Regions from separate parts of the Homo sapiens genome. Here region 2 is linked to region 1. A link is an interaction called in ENCODE POLR2A ChIA-PET data of the cell type or tissue named here. Cell type or tissue: CD4-positive, alpha-beta T cell. All regions are shown on one strand. Region 1 has its middle 11 kb from the start of MAPRE2. Region 2 overlaps ZSCAN30 (zinc finger and SCAN domain containing 30).

Evidence for each region. Peaks named below come from ENCODE experiments on the same cell type or tissue, not always from the same donor. Only the 100,000 strongest peaks of a DNase experiment are listed, where the experiment ranks them.
Region 2: POLR2A ChIA-PET joins it to region 1 with 13 read pairs; 5 of 35 experiments call an interaction of 5 or more read pairs at or near these places.

What each region holds. Positions count from the first base shown.
Region 1 is chr18:35,026,868-35,034,867 of GRCh38, forward strand. It overlaps a transcript of MAPRE2 not described here. Among named protein-coding and RNA genes, the nearest start is that of MAPRE2, 11 kb to the right of the region's middle. In CD4-positive, alpha-beta T cell, CTCF peaks have their summits at 3,204 and 3,459; DNase peaks (open chromatin) are centred at 574, 3,084, 3,624 and 3,954; H3K4me3 peaks cover 1,167 bases; H3K27ac peaks cover 3,107 bases.
Region 2 is chr18:35,262,657-35,270,656 of GRCh38, forward strand. ZSCAN30 (zinc finger and SCAN domain containing 30) reads right to left here. Exons shown (of 4, transcript NM_001112734.4): 2 at 1,289-1,799; 3 at 857-1,001. The coding sequence starts at 1,696. Among named protein-coding and RNA genes, the nearest start is that of ZSCAN30, 24 kb to the right of the region's middle. In CD4-positive, alpha-beta T cell, no CTCF peak of the experiment used is centred here; DNase peaks (open chromatin) are centred at 4,595, 4,915 and 5,345; H3K4me3 peaks cover 1,470 bases; H3K27ac peaks cover 1,047 bases.

The sequences.
Region 1 (8,000 bases):
CTAACCCAACATCTCTAACCAGTCATGTAGTCTTGTGGCTTATAGTACGAACTTTAGTTTCTGAATCTTTGAAAGATCTTAAGCTTTTGATACTTGAAAATGAGACTCTGAGGCTCATAAACATTTCTTCAGGGTTTTTTCTCTGCCATGGGCTTACAAGTTGATTTTGAAACTCCGAAGTTGAACATTCATTCTTTTCTTCCTCTCTTGCATTCCTGCCCCATGCTGAAAACTCAGCGAGTAAAGAAGGTTCAGCAGGTGTGTGTGGCAGGTTTTCCAAAGTGGGTTACTACAATCTCTCCCATCCCACAGGTTTTCTTGCAGTGTGAGATTGACATTCCTCCTAGTTATGTTACCAGTGGTGTTGATAGCCCTTCCTCTTGAATCTGGGTGGAACTTTGTGGCAGCCCTGACCAGCAAAATACAATGGAAGTGATGCTCTGTGACTTCCAAGACTAGGTTTTAAAACTGCCATGCCCTTCTGCCTGCTCATTAGGGATGCTTGTGCTAGGAACCCAGCCACCATGCTGTGAGGAGCCCAGGCCACATGGGGAAGCCTTGCATAGGTGTTCCAACCAGAGCCCCAGCTGAGGCCCCAATTAAAAGGCAACGTCAGCCACCAGTCATGAGACTGAGGAAGCCTTTATGAAGACTTCAGCAGTCAGTCACCTTCCAACCATAGCTACATGAGAGACCATGGGTGACAACCACCTAGCCAAGCCCAGTCAACCTCCAGAATGACAAGAGATAATAATAAAATGATTATTGCTATTTTAATCCACCAAGTTTAGAGTCACAATAGAGAACCAACAGGGTTTTTCTGTTATCTGTTAATGCATAACAGCCTACCACAAAACTTATTAACTTAAAATAACCATTTGTCCTACATTATGGTTTTGTGGACCAGGAGTTCAGGAAGGTCTTGGTTAGGTGGGTCCTTTCTAATCCATATATCCATATAGTGTCAGCTGTGGTGGGTGAAGATGCAGGATGCTTCCTCAGTCACATATTTGGAGCCTTGGTACTCTTTGTGGTCTCTCCTCTCTTCCCCTCCCTCTCCATGTGTCCCACCCTCTGGGCCTCTCTACATGGTTGGTACTTCCCCCAGAGTAGCTAGACTTCTCACAGGGCAGCAGACCTGCCTTCTTACAGAGCAGCATGGTAGTCCCAGGGTAGCTGAACTTCTCACAGGGCAGCTGACCTTTAAGAGACAAAGGCAAAAGCTGCCTGTCATTGTAAGGTCTAGGTCAAGAACTGGTCGGCATCATTTCTACCAAAATCTATTGATCAAAGCTGCCACCATGATTCAAAGGGAGGAGAAATAAATCCAACCTCTAGAATGGAAGGGTAAGAAAAAATTATGGCCACAGGGGCAAGGCAGGAACCTAGGTTTATATCTCAAAATGTTACCTTACAAATCTTATTATACCTGTTTTATGGGTGAAGAAGCTGAAGCTAGAGGAGTTAAGTAATTTGGCCAAGGTTACACAACTTGTAAGCACTTGGATTCAAATCCAAAGCATATGCATCAAAACCATGAACTCTGAATTTTGCTATTCTTCTATGCAAAATATAGTAAATATATAATGTATACTATATTTTCTTAATTCCCCAGTACTAACTTTTATAAGGAAGATAACATCCCCCAACCCCCCAAACACATACACATTACAGCTCTAATTTTAGAAAAACCTAGAGAACTATTCTAAATGACCTGATTTGGGTCATAGGCCTATCTCTGCATCAATCCTCAGGGTCTGGAGGATGGAATAATTATATTTGGCAAGCTCTGCTACAACCACAAGGATTGAAGAAATAATTTCCCGAAAGAGGGAGGAGCAAACAAAATAATGTTCACTGTGCATGCTCTTTATACTGCAAGCCATTATTTCTCATTCATGATTTCATTGCATCATTGAAGGCAGATAGGATCTGTCCCAGTGAGACTGGAATTGTGGGCTGGTGGGAATGGCGTGAAGACAGGCTGTGTAGAGAAGTTCATTCCAAGCATTGATTCTAGATCTATCAGCTAACTATTAACTCATTATGTCTCACATATTAAGACTAAGACCTCTGGTTTTCCTAGGGGGCTGATTCCTTTATGTAGAAGTTAAATGGAGGCTTCTTAAAGGAGGCCCATTATGTTTTCATGTGCTACACTATGCAGTTGGACCCTTCATTTCTACTTTCTGTACATGTTGAGTCAATGTGAATTGAGAATAGGAAGATGCTTGGTGTCTAAGCACTTGAGGAAACAAAACATAAGCTCTAATTAAAACATTTCTGATGGGAAACTTAGTCTTACTTCATGATTTCCAGTTGCATTTTTTTTCCTAATGAAATAAGCTGCTTTAATTTTCTTTTTAAAAATTTTATTTGGATGAGGTCAGAAAATGAGGAATTTCTCTTCCATTACTCACACTGCTTTCCAGCTGCCGGCCTCATGTTCCCTTGACACGCTGTCGAGGAGCCATCCAGAAGCCATAGCTCTGCCATGGTACACACCAGACTTGACAGAGAAGTTCCAGGCTCAGGAAGACGCTTCCTTCCAATGTCCCTGGTTGCCACTTGATGGCCTGGGTTCTGAGTAGCTCTGGAACTCTGGAAGTCCCTGGTACCTGATGGAATGACCATTGCCCCACTTTCTCCTGACTTCCTTTGTATGTATATTAAGGAGTTGCCACTCAGCTTGCACTCTTTAATATCAAAGTCAGAAATAAAGCCCAGTGAGTTAGTTGATTTTTAAGAACCCTAAGGAAATCTTCTCTGGGAAGCTTCTGAATCGTCTGCAAGATAATTTATTTGTTAGCAGTACTTGGAGTCTCTTCATTTCTCTTGCCACCCAACTGAGCCCAAGGTGCCTTTTAATCCCTTTTAGCTGTCCTATGCAGTCACTTCAACAAGATGCATTTTATTTTAAGATGGAAATAAAATAGAGAAAGGAAATAGAGGAATTTCATAAAATTGGACATAGACACGTTTTAACGAGAGCACTCAAATAGACATGTCTGTATCTGGATGGTTGAATTATAACAGTCTTGGCATAGTGAAAATGAAAGCAGATTGTAGCTTTGAATACAAATACCAAAAAAATGCCTGCAGTTTCCTTTCCCTCCAGAAGGTATCAAAGAAATGGACATTGCTAGCTGACGCTTACTGAGAAATAAAATAGCTAATCACTATATAAGGACAAGAAAATTATTTTTTTCTCTATCAATCACATATACTGCTAACACCAAATCCTAGCATTTCTTCCTCCTTCCCCCTCCCTTTTTCTTAACCATAATTTACAGCTCCTCTCCCTCCATTTCTTTCAATCTCTCACCCTCATGGATACTGCTATCCTGTACAGCCTCCCATCCCTGGGTCCTTTTTATTCTCTCTGTCTCTCAGCCCTTGTATGTTTTTATTTCCTTGCTTCCTACACGGAAGTGCCGTTTTATGGCAGCAGTCTCTTGCCTCTGCAACCATCAGCTATCTCATCCCTGCCACTCCCCACCCTGGATTCTGCATTCTTCCTTCCAGGTTAATCAGACCTTAGTGGAAGGTAGACTGAGCTAGGGAAAAAGAATGACATGTTTGACATCTGGCAAGTGTGTTTGTGCTCAGCTCTGCCACTTCCTGTCTGGTTATTTGGCTAAGTTATTGAACTAGTTACCTCCTGTGACAATTGGGACTTAGAATAGCCCCCTTTCTTGTGAGAATAAAGTACCTCCTCATTGTTAAGCATAGCACTTGGCCCATAAAAAGTATTCAAATATTAGGTGTTGCTATTAATGTGATTAGAGAATATTCCACATCTCTGTTGCCACTACTAACACTCCTGCAAATGCCTGGTTTCTAACTTTGGTTTTAAGCCAAGTTCTTTACAACAGACTTTAAAAGCCCTGCACATTCTGGTTTCTCTGTGATCTTTCTGACCTTATCTTCTACAGTTATCTCTCCCATCCCCACAATACGCACACATTCACACTCACTGTGCTACATACATGTGACCTGACTTCCTTAATGTTTCTTGAACAAATCATGCTCCTACCTCAGGGCCTTTGCACTTTCTGTTGGCTCTACCTGAAATATTCTTCTGATATCACAGGTCTATGTCCCTCACCTCTCTCAGGTCATCGATTAAAGATTATCTTTTCAGGAATGTCTACCCTGGTCACCCCATTTAAAATTACAACACCCTTCCTCTGCAGTCCAAGTCCTCCTTCCTTGCTTTAGTTGTCTCTATAGCATTTGCCACCATCTGACACACTACATATTTTACTTATATATTGTCTGTCTCCTGACCCTACCACATACACTTGCTCATACACTCAAGTGTAAGTTCAGGGAATTTTGTCTACAAATTTCTGCATCTCTGATGTCTAGAATTGTTCCTAGCACATAGTAAGTTCTCAATAAATATTTGTAGAATGAATGATTGAGGACTAATTAAAATATTACTATCTTAATGAAGCTTTTCTAGTGTCCCCAGGCCTGACTACTTTCTTTTCTATATTCCTAATACTTAATACACTTTTCATTATAACTTTTATCACATTGTATTTTTATGGAAAACACATTTAAAGCTCTTAAATTTAGCCAGATGGTATAATTCAAAAGTACATTTTTGTTTAATAGACTGAAACCTCACATTGTACAGATTTGATTGAATGATTACAGAAATCATAATGCTCTGAGTATTTTTAAATTGCATTCACATCATGTTCTATGAGTTATTCTACAAAATTAAATCCAAGCTTGAGAAAATCTAAGAAAAAGCAGATTAGAAATAAATTCCAACACAGAGAGAAATCTTGTCTCATGCAATGGCATGTTCTGTGTTTTCACATCATGGACACCTTGCTATTTTGCTAGCAAGTATGAGACTTAAAAATTCTGCCTTTTGAGCATAAATAATCTGCAAAGACAAGTAATCTCAAAAGTCAATTCTAGAGGAGCATACCTGTGCATGTTGGTTTTGAAGAGGCTTTCTTCATCTGGAGGAAAACATTATTCACCAATTTTTTTTAAAATAAAATGCTATTACTTAAGGCCAGGAGGTATTTGCATGTCATGGAAATTTCACCAGATCCAGAAGAACTAATAAAATCTTCCTATGCCTCTGGGTGAAAGGTAGTGAGGAAGAACCAATCTCAAATACATTTCTGTGCCACCAGTGCAATTTCAGTGCCGGTACCACTGGCTGGCCAACCATATACTTTTTCACTGCTATCATTTTGGGTGTGGAGCATATATTTCAGCCATTGATAACTACTGTACCTGCCATTCCCTACTGGAAAATATCTTAAAATATACACATGGGGGAAATGGCTTGTCCTGAGCCAGCAGAGGTGACTGCTAAGTGGAATCTTCTGTCTGTATTTGAGGTGATAATGATCTAAGGAAGCCCCGATCTAAGGTGATGTGACAGCTGTGAATGCCTTTGACAGCAGTGATTATCAGCTTCAGTGAACACATTTTTAACCTGAAAAAAGGCATTCATGTGATGAGTAGGTGTTTCTGGGATTGAGTCAAGATTAACATTCATTCCTGGCTAGGGAATTCATGTCTTCTCTGCTATCATAGTTGAGAATTTCTCAAGTCCAAGGCAATGCAAAAATCCCTGTTCTAGATGAACCATATGTGTTGGAGAAGTGGAGGGATGATGATTTCTGTCAATACAGAATTATTTGTACTCTCTGGCCTAAGTTCTAAGAGAAACATGATTGTGCTATAAGCTAGGGACTCGAAATTAAAATTCGAGTTAATGCCAGGGTTCAGTCTTCCTCAATTGCACCTGTGTGCTGGGACCTCTTCCTGGGTTTTTTTTTGTTTTGTTTTTTTGTTTATTTTTGGCTCCCTGTTCTCATGCTTCCAGCTCTGTATCCTCTGGGTCCATTTTAGAAATCCAGCTCTCCAAACAGGCACTTTAAACATTTGTTTGTTTGTTTGTTTGTTTTTTATTTTTGGTGGATCTAGACCTCAAGAGGGGCCTGAAAGTAGGATCAATTCATCTGATGCCTAACAGTTGGTCATTAATTAACATATCCTTCCTGTATTGCTGGGAGCTTTTTAGTACAGATAGTTGCTGATTCCCATTAGTTGCAGATACGTTAGATACACCCTTGATTTAGTATATCTCTTCCTGGAATATCTTGCTTCAGTCATAAAATTCATGTTTTTATGAAAAATTGCAGTGGTCACCAAAAAAGAGAATTTTAGACCAATATCCTTGATGAACATTGATGCAAAAATCCTCAATAAAATACTGGCAAACTGAATCCAGCAGCACATCAAAAAGCTTATCCACCATGATCAAGTGGGCTTCATTCCTGGGATGCAAGGCTGGTTCAATATACGCAAATCAATAAATGTAATCTAGCATATAAACAGAACCAAAGACAAAAACCACATGATTATCTCAACAGATGCAGAAAAGGCCTTTGACAAAATTCAACAACCTTCATGCTAAAAACTCTCAATAAATTAGGTATTGATGGGACGTATCTCAAAATAATAAGAGCTATCTATGACAAACCCACAGCCAATATCATACTGAATGGGCAAAAACTGGAAGCATTCCCTTTGAAAACTGGCACAAGACAGGGATGCCCTCTCTCACCACTCCTATTCAACATAGTGTTGGAAGTTCTGGCCAGGGCAATTAGGCAGGAGAAGGAAATAAAGGGTATTCAAATTAGGAAAAGAGGAAGTCAAATTGTCCCTGTTTGCAGATGACATGATTGTATATCTAGAAAACCCCATTGTCTCAGCCCAAAATCTCCTTAAGCTGATAAGCAACTTCAGCAAAGTCTCAGGATACAAAATCAATGTACAAAAATCACAAGCATTCTTATACACTAATAACAGACAAACAGAGAGCCAAATTATGAGTGAACTCCCATTCACAATTGCTTCAAAGAGAATAAAATACCTAGGAATCCAACTTACAAGGGATGTGAAGGACCTCTTCAAGGAGAACTACAAACCACTGCTCAAGGAAATAAAAGAGGATACAAACAAATGGAAGAACATTCCATGCTCATGGGTAGGAAGAATCAATATCGTGAAAATGGCCATACTGCCCAAGGTAATTTACAGATTCAATGCCATCCCCATCAAGCTACCAATGACTTTCTTCACAGAATTGGAAAAAACTACTTTAAAGTTCATATGGAACCAAAAAAGAGCCCACATCACCAAGTCAATCCTAAGCAAAAGAACAAAGCTGGAGGCATCATGCTACCTGACTTCAAACTATACTACAAGGCTACAGTAACCAAAACAGCATGGTACTGGTACCAAAACAGAGATATAGATCAATGGAACAGAACAGAGCCCTCAGAAATAACGCCACATATCTACAACTATCTGATCTTTGACAACCCTGAGAAAAACAAGCAATGGGGAAAGGATACCCTATTTAATAAATGGTGCTGGGAAAACTGGCTAGCCATCCTATGTAGAAAGCTGAAACTGGATCCCTTCCTTACACCTTATACAAAAATTAATTCAAGATGGATTAAAGACTTAAACGTTAGAAACCATAAAAACCCTAGAAGAAAACCTAGGCATTACCATTCAGGACATAGGCATGGGCAAGGACTTCATGTCTAAAACACCAAAAGCAATGGCAACAAAAGCCAAAATTGACAAATGGAATCTAATTAAACTAAAGAGCTTCTGCACAGCAAAAGAAACTAGCATCAGAGTGAACAGGCAACCTACAAAATGGGAGAAAATTTTCGCAACCTATTCATCTGACAAAGGGCTAATATCCAGAATCTACAATGAACTCAAACAAATTTACAAGAAAAAAACAAACAACCCCATCAAAAAGTGGGCAAAGGACATGAACAGACACTTCTCAAAAGAAGACATTTATGCAGCCAAAAGGCACATGAAAAAATGCTCACCATCACTGGCCATCACAGAAATGCAAATCAAAACCACAATGAGATACCATCTCACGCCAGTTAGAATGGCAATCATTAAAAAGTCAGGAAACAACAGGT
Region 2 (8,000 bases), 240 kb after region 1:
AGTTCTGTACCAGGTCAGCTCCCCATGGGGAGCTTCTAGCACCCCAGAGTGTGGCTCCTCAGTGAGTTCTGCCAGCTCAGCACTGCAGTGGCATCTCCATCCAGTGGGCTGTGGCTGTGCCCTCTCCAACAAGGCCTGGATCTAAGACCTGGCAGGAAAGGGGAAGTTGTGGCACCCTCCTGCAAATTTGTTCTTACCTTTGATGTTCTGCCTCAGCCCTAGAGACACTCTATATCTGTTATTGCTGTATTCTTTTGAGTTTCACTTTTTGTTATAACACTTAGTAGTTAATAATTCTTAACATTAAACTTTCCCTGTTCAAATGATTATGTGGTTTCTATTACTGAAAATGTATTCATCTCCATCTTAGGGACTGTCTTGCCAATGAAGCCAAAATTAAATAACAGAATACTGAGCTTTGAATATTATGGATATTTAGCCAGGCATGGTGGTGTACAACTGTAGTCCTAGCTACTCTGGAGGCTGAGGCAGGAGGATCACTTTAACCCAGGGGTTCAAGGCTGCTGCAGTGAGCTGTGGTTGCACCACTGCACTCCAACCTGGGTGATAGAGTGAGACCCCATCTAAAAAAAAAAAAAAGAAAAAAGAAAAAGAAAAAAAATAATTATGGGTATTAGAGAATTTTACTAAAGACTTTAATTCTTAACCCAAAGTTACAAATGATACTGGAATTTCAGATTCTAGGCAGAGCCTAAGGAAGAATATTTCTAGGCAAAGAAGCCTTTCCACAATACTTAGTGATAGCCACAAGTGGCTGTCGTTAAGAAAATGAACCGTGCCACAGTTGATAGCTCTCACCTCCATCCTCAACCCCACATGGACTGGGGCTTCTCACCTCTCTCCTGGAAAGCCTGGGACTCCTGAGTCTCAGTCTTGCACTGGTTCTCTAAGGGCTGCACCGGGCTATTCAGAGACAGAGACTTCAGTGCTCCTGTGGATGTCATTTCCTGCCAGAACATTTCTTGGCCATGAGTTGTGTCCTAGGAGTAATCAAGTACCAGCACTATCATTCTGAGGATACACAAGCAGAAAACTCCTAGAGCAACAGGGCAGGAACAGAAGAATCAAAAACTCATTCAAATGATTAGAGAGAAAAAAAACAGGACCTTAAGAGCCCTAGTGACTTGAACCCAATGAGTGAATAATTAATAACCCAAAAGAAAGAAACTGTATAATTCTCTGAGAGCTGAGTCAATGCCCCAGTCATAATTATGGCTTCCCCATTAACTTACAATAGATCAAACAAACAAAAATGTTTACTTCTTACCTGTTGCCTTGGCTCCTCCAGTTCTTTTTCCAGCTCCTCCAGCATAGTCACAGCTTCCTCTCCATTCTCTGGCCGATGCTCTCGCAGCCAAGCTTGCAGCTCCTCAGGAAGGATGGCCAGGAACTGCTCCAACATCAGCAGCTCCAGGATCTGCTCCTTGGAGTGCACCTCCGGCCTCAACCACTGACAGCAAAGCTCTCGCAGCCGGCTCAGAGCCTCCCGAGGGCCAGTGGAGTCAGAGTAACTAAACTGCCTGAACTTCTGCCGGAATACCTCTTGGCTCCAGGGGTTTTCCTGAAGGCCAAAGTCCTGGTCCAAAACATAATTTTCTTCTTCAACCTTGACAACTAGAAGTCCTTCCTGTTCTTCTGGAGCATGGTAGGCCAAGACTGTGGCCTCTCCTGACATTCTGGGCAGAGACAGTCTGAAAAGGCTGCCCAGGTGAGGCAGGGAGGAGATGGAGATTTGCGTCTGAGAGATTCCTTCTGAATTCCAACTCCCCAGGACGCTCCTGAGGGTGGACAATGCTCATGTTACACAGGGAAAATAATGTACTTGGAATATAAATACAGGTTTTTGAAGCCCAGTTGCCAGGGAGCATAGCATTGTAAAGAAAACTGACTAACAGGGCACTTCCACATAAATGATACATTTATAGATGACTCAGGATTTTTTTAGGATGTGAAAGAAAAATGTTAGTATGGCTGAAATCAATTTGGCCTTTAGTAATACTGTTAGGAACAACATTAGGGATAATAAAATAGTGCTTGTAGATTATAGAGAGCAAGAAAAGCACTATAGTATATGATTACATCTCAGAAATAACCACCATTTTATTGATCACTAGCTTGATACTTAACATAAATTTTATATGCTTTTCCTAACAACTCTATAAGGACAATCAAAATTATGCCCATTTTTGCCAGGCACGGTGGCTCACGCCTGTAATCCTAGCACTTTGGGAGGCCGAGGCGGGAGGATCACGAGGTCAGAAGATCGAGACCATCCTGGCTAACATGGTGAAACCCCATCTCTACTAAAAATACAAAAAATTAGCCGGGCGTGGTGGCGGGCGCCTATAGTCCCAGCTACTTGGGAGGCTGAGGCAGGAGAATGGCATGAACCCGGGAGGGGGAGCTTGCAGTGAGCCAAGATGGCGCCACTGCACTCCAGCCTGGGCAACAGAGACTCCGCCTCAGAAAAAAAAAAAAAAATTACGCCCATTTTCCTAACGAGGCTACTAAGTCATAAGTTGACCAAAGACAGCCAGGGAGCAGCAGAACTGGGCTCTGCAACCAAAGTCTTTAGCTCTTTCTATTATGCTATGGGGCATCCCAAAAGAAGGGAACTCACACTTAATAAACACCTACTATGGGCCAAGCACTTTACAAATACTATTTTACTGGAGCTTGACAATAACACCATCAGGTATTATCATCTCAATTTTACAAATGAGGAAACTAAGGTTCTTAAAAGCCAAGTAATTTGTCCAAGGCTACAAACTGGTAAATAGCAAAGTCGAGACATGAACCCAGGCTGCAACTCTACAGTACTTGCTCTTTTTATTTCTTTTTATTACAGAATGGGTTGATGCCCAGGACAATCTTGGCTGATACTAAATCAGAAATGATGGTGAAAATGTTAGGAAGGGATCATGGAGAATGGGCAAGGTGAATGTAGAAACAAGGAAAAATTATTCTTGACTTTTAAGTCGCAAGGTTCTGAAACAGCACAAAGAAAAATGGATTCTTTCAACAAATACTTCAGCATTTACTCTGTGCTAGATAGCGTACCAAAGAGCAGTCTCAGAATTAAAAGATGTGTACCAAAGGACTCTTAGTTTATTATGGGAAAGCAACACGTAAACACAGTGATAAATCCAAGGACGGAGCGAAGTAGACAAGGTAGCACAAGGGAAAGATGACTGACCAAGACCAAGGAGAAAGGGATGGGAAGAGCCAGAAAGAGCTGCCTGGAGGAGACATCTCAGCAGAGTCTGATATGAGTGAGCTGAGTGAGATGGAGAGGAAGGTCACCCAGGCAAAGTGAAAATGGGTATGAGAGAATGTGGCCCACTGAGGAAACTGAAGGTAGTTTGGGGAGACCAGATTAATGGCTGTCACTTCTGACTACGGCTCAAAATCAGCCATGAAACATGAACCGCAAGGCAGACTTCCTGAGTCAGAATCTCCATGGGACAGGGCTTTAGTAAGTGCCACAAGAGCTTCTGATGAGCAGCCAGGTTAAGAACCCGGTGCCAGACCCTGGGGCACAGTTAATGAATGGTGAGAGAGGAGGTCTGAGAGGTTGAACTACAGAGTTTGCATTGATCCCCATGGCCACAGTGATGGCTGGAAGGTCTGTGTGCCCACCCAGAGAGTGGCGTGGAGAAGACATGGGAAGGGGTTTGTTGCAACCATTCAGAAGAGAGACTGTGAGAGACTGAGCTATGGGAGGCAAAAGACAAAAAGACGGGAGATTTGACAGGACTTGACACACCGTATAAGGGCTTGGAAGAGAGAGGGGTCAAGGACTCAAGTTTGTGGTTGGCCCTTGTGACTAGAGGATGATGGTGCTATTTGCTGAGCTATTCATTAAGAAAGTTAGGTCTGAGATGCCTACGAAGCAGCGTCTCCTAAACCGTGCTTTGCCAGGTATTAATAGATTTTTCATACATATCTAAACACAAGAACCCTGGGGATATTTCTCCTAATTTTTTTTTTTTTTTTTTTTTTTTTTTTGAGACAGAGTCCACTCTTTCGCCCAGGCCAGACTGCAGTGGCGCTATCTCGGCTCACTGAAAGCTCCGCCTCCCGGGTTCACGCCATTCTCCTGCCTCAGCCTCCCGAGTAGCTGGGACTACAGGCGCCCGCCACTGCGCCTGGCTAATTTTTTGTATTTTTAGTACAGACAGGGTTTCACTGTGTTAGCCAGGATGGTCTCGATCTCCTGACCTCGTGATCCTCCCGCCTCGGCCTCCCAAAGTGCTGGGATTACAGGCATGAGCCACCGTGCAGGGCCTTCTCTTAATTTTTTAGTGTAAAATACTAGAGACCAAGCACAGTGGCTCATGCCTGTAATCCCAGCATTTTGGGAGGCCAAAGGCAGGAGGATCACTTGAGTCCAGGAGTTTGAGACCAGCCTGGGCAACACAGTGAGATCCTGTCCCCTCTTGGCTTCCTCGGGGAGCCAAGAGGAAGGCTGAGACCCGTCTCAAAACCGAGCTTTGGCCACGTGAGAAGTGGCAGGAAGGAGCCCATTGGCGAGTGTCAGACTCCTGAGCCTGCAGCCCGACACAAGACACGCTGGGTAAGCGCCTGAGGAGTCAGCTGACCAAAAAGGCGGGGTGGCTGAGTGGGCAAGTGGAAATGGATGGCGGGACTGACCGACGGAGAGGCGGGCGGGACCCCAGATACAGCCGAGCCCCGGCCTGTGGCCGAGGGGTCGAAGAAAGGCGGCGCGGAGGCCGGATGCGGGACAGGGGCGGTTTGGGAAGCACCCGGGACCGCCCTGCTGGACCGCCCCACTCACCCTTCGCTCTACCGGCGGCGGCGGGAACCCACCCCCGGGAGCGAGAACAATGCCCGGCCGCACGCGCGCCGGAAGTGGGAGAGTGCCCCTCTAGGAGCCCGGAGGACCGCAGCTCTGTGGCAGGCGCGGGTCGTGTCTCGCAGGAGGGGCGCGGGTCCGGCTCAGACCTGGCGGGGGCATCGCAGAGTACAAGCGGTTGACGCGCTGCTGAAAGGGTGGGGAGCATAAGATACATATTAAATATAATTATATATTCTATATATTTTAATACATAAAAATATACGTATATATTCAAACATATTTTTCCTCGTTATGTCGCGGGCTGGTATACCATCGAGAAAATAAAAACCGAGAACCCATGATCTCTACATTTTGAGAGGAAGAGGAGCTGACCACGCTCACCGCGGACGTGCTGACTGCGAAGACGACAGTCCTAGGAGCTGCGGAAGGGCTGGGGCGGGGACGGGTCCTGCCCACGAATGCCGAGGACGCCAGGTGCTGCGGAGGGGTCGGGATGGGGGGCAGGAGAAGCTGTAAAGATTTCCTGGTGGACTCTGCCCTCGAGCTGCCCGTGGCCGCGTGCTGGATGCTGACACAGCAGGAGGAGGAGCGCCACGGGTTTCCCGCGTAGGAAGCGACAGGAGCCAGGGCACAGCGGGGCGGGGTTCAGGGCACGCTCGGAATTGGCCCGGCATCTTAGCTGGCCAGAAACTAGGCCAAGGGGTTGGTTAGAGTGAGTTAGGTTGTGGAGAGTGTCAAATACCAGGCTCAGGTGTTAGAAATGCATTGAATCATCAGTGCAGGGTATTCACATATAACATGGCTGGAACAGTGTTCAGGGCGGTGTCTGTACCGTATAGAGTGGATTAAAGGACAAAAGAGATGAAAGAATACAGGTGACCCATGAATTTAGCAAAATGTAATAATCTGTGAAAGTATGATTGAAAATAGGGCAAGGGATGACATCGCCAAGGGAGGTCTTTTGGAAAATAAACGGGATTGTGAAATACCAACGTTTTGGAATGGGGAAGAAAAGGAGTTCGAGAAGAGGAGCTACTTAGGGAGCGCCCAGATGGTTCAAACATCATAAAAACAACAGTGTTTCAGGAGACGGAACACTGTTGCTTTGCTGCAGAGAGCCGAAAGAGGGTGAGAACTAAGCTGATGGTGGAATTTGGGGGAATGACAGAGGAGGGCAAGAGAGAGAGATGTTACCTGTGGACTGTCCTTTCGAGTGGTTCAGAAGAGTTGGTAAGACTAAAAATAGACAATAATCTCTTTTGAGAATTGTGATACTGCAAGAAAAGAAAAAGAATATTGGTTGAACTAAGCAACCGGATTTAAAGTATTCTTATTTTCAAGGGTAGTGGAAAGCTAATTTGTAGAAAAGAAAAGGTAAAGTTTAGTAGGCACAAGAAATTGAAGATGGAAGAAAAGAGATACAGCTGATGGGGAGGAAATGAGACCAGATGGGCTGGTGAAGTAGTTTGTCTCAGAAAAGAAGGAAGTGATTTGTTCCTGAATAGGAGGAAAGTGGAGGGTGAGTGCAAGAGAAAAGGGAGAAGTTGAAGATGTTTATGTCAGATGACTCTGACCACAAAGGTGTTAATCAGAAGATGTTACAGTTGAGCCAGACTTTGAAGAATGTTACAACGGCCAATGACTGGAAGAGACGACTTCAAGTGATGTTCTGTATCTACTATCCAATATGGAAGCCATTAGCCATTTATGGCTATGTGTAGGAAAGCTGCCTGTTGCATGGCAAGAGTAATGCTATCTTGAAGTGAAACATCATAATAACCAGTGTTTGACTCTTGCATACCAAGGCATTCCCCCAGCAAGGTGAAGAAACAATGCCTATAACATAGATAACCCCTCATAAAGAAACAATACCTGTAGCATAGAAAACCCCTCATAAAGATCCTTATCTAATTTTCCCACTGGTCAGAGTTTTGCAAGAGGGTCTCAGACATGACAAGCTGCACGTTTTACCAAAAAAAAAAAAAAAGCTTGCAATAGAAAGAATAATATCTGCAGGGCAGGTATGGGGATCCACCATCTTAAGTCCTTTTATCCCTACCAAATGTTTCCTTCTGAGAAACTGCATTTGTCAGCTCAGCTCTCTCAACCTCTGGGAGTAGGTTTACATATATTTGCTCACTTGATATATGGCTGATAGGAACTGAGCAAGTAAAATTTTCATTTCATTGAATTTTAATTAATTTACATTTAAATTGCTACATGGGATTAGTGGTTCCATACTAGACAGTGAAGCTAGCCTGTACTTGTTAAAAAGAACCCAATGAGTGAAATGAACAAAGTAAACATAGCACATTTCTAATGAAGCACATAAAATAATGAGTGGCCAAAAAAAAAAAAAAAGACTGTAAAGTTGTCTTCTATGTAAAAAGTCCATAAGGTTTATACACAGAACATACTCAATTTGTTCATTCCCTTAAAGGATCTAGCAACACACTTTTTAATGTAAGTACCCAATTTCCCCATTTTTAATGAACAGATGAATACCAGTATCTGCTAACACTGTGGGGTGGGGAGGGGAGAGTGATATATACCTAAGAAAATTAGCAACTTCATCAATAATAAACACTTCTCTATCATTTATTTATTTTCTTTTAAAAAATGTATTAACACCTGAATAATGCATGGATTTTAGATAATGAAGTATCAATTTTGGTCAACTAATTTTGACAAATATGTCACATCAGTGAAAGATGTTAATAAAAAGAAATGAATGCGAAAGTATATGGGATCTCTCTGTACTATCTTTGCAATAATAGATAAATTGAATTTTAAAATATCTTAATAAAAAGAAGGCAGAAATAGGGGAACGAGGGAACAAATACCTTGTCTGCCTTTCTTTGCTGTGGGGTTTCAATAACCTGTTAGACTTACACGCCATATCCTCTGTATCTCTTATCTGCTCTTTTTAATTTTTGTTTCTCATTTGCATATTTTACCACCTATTTTCCAATCACTAATTCTTTCTTTAGTGATAATGTACTTTTAAACATATTCCTTGAGTTCTCAATTTCTGTCATTGGATTTTTTAATTCAGAATTTCTCTTTGGTTCAAGTTCACATCCATTATTTTATTTATTTTTTGAGACAGGGTCTCACTCTCTTGCCTAGACTGGAGTGGAGTGGCACCATCTCAGCTCAC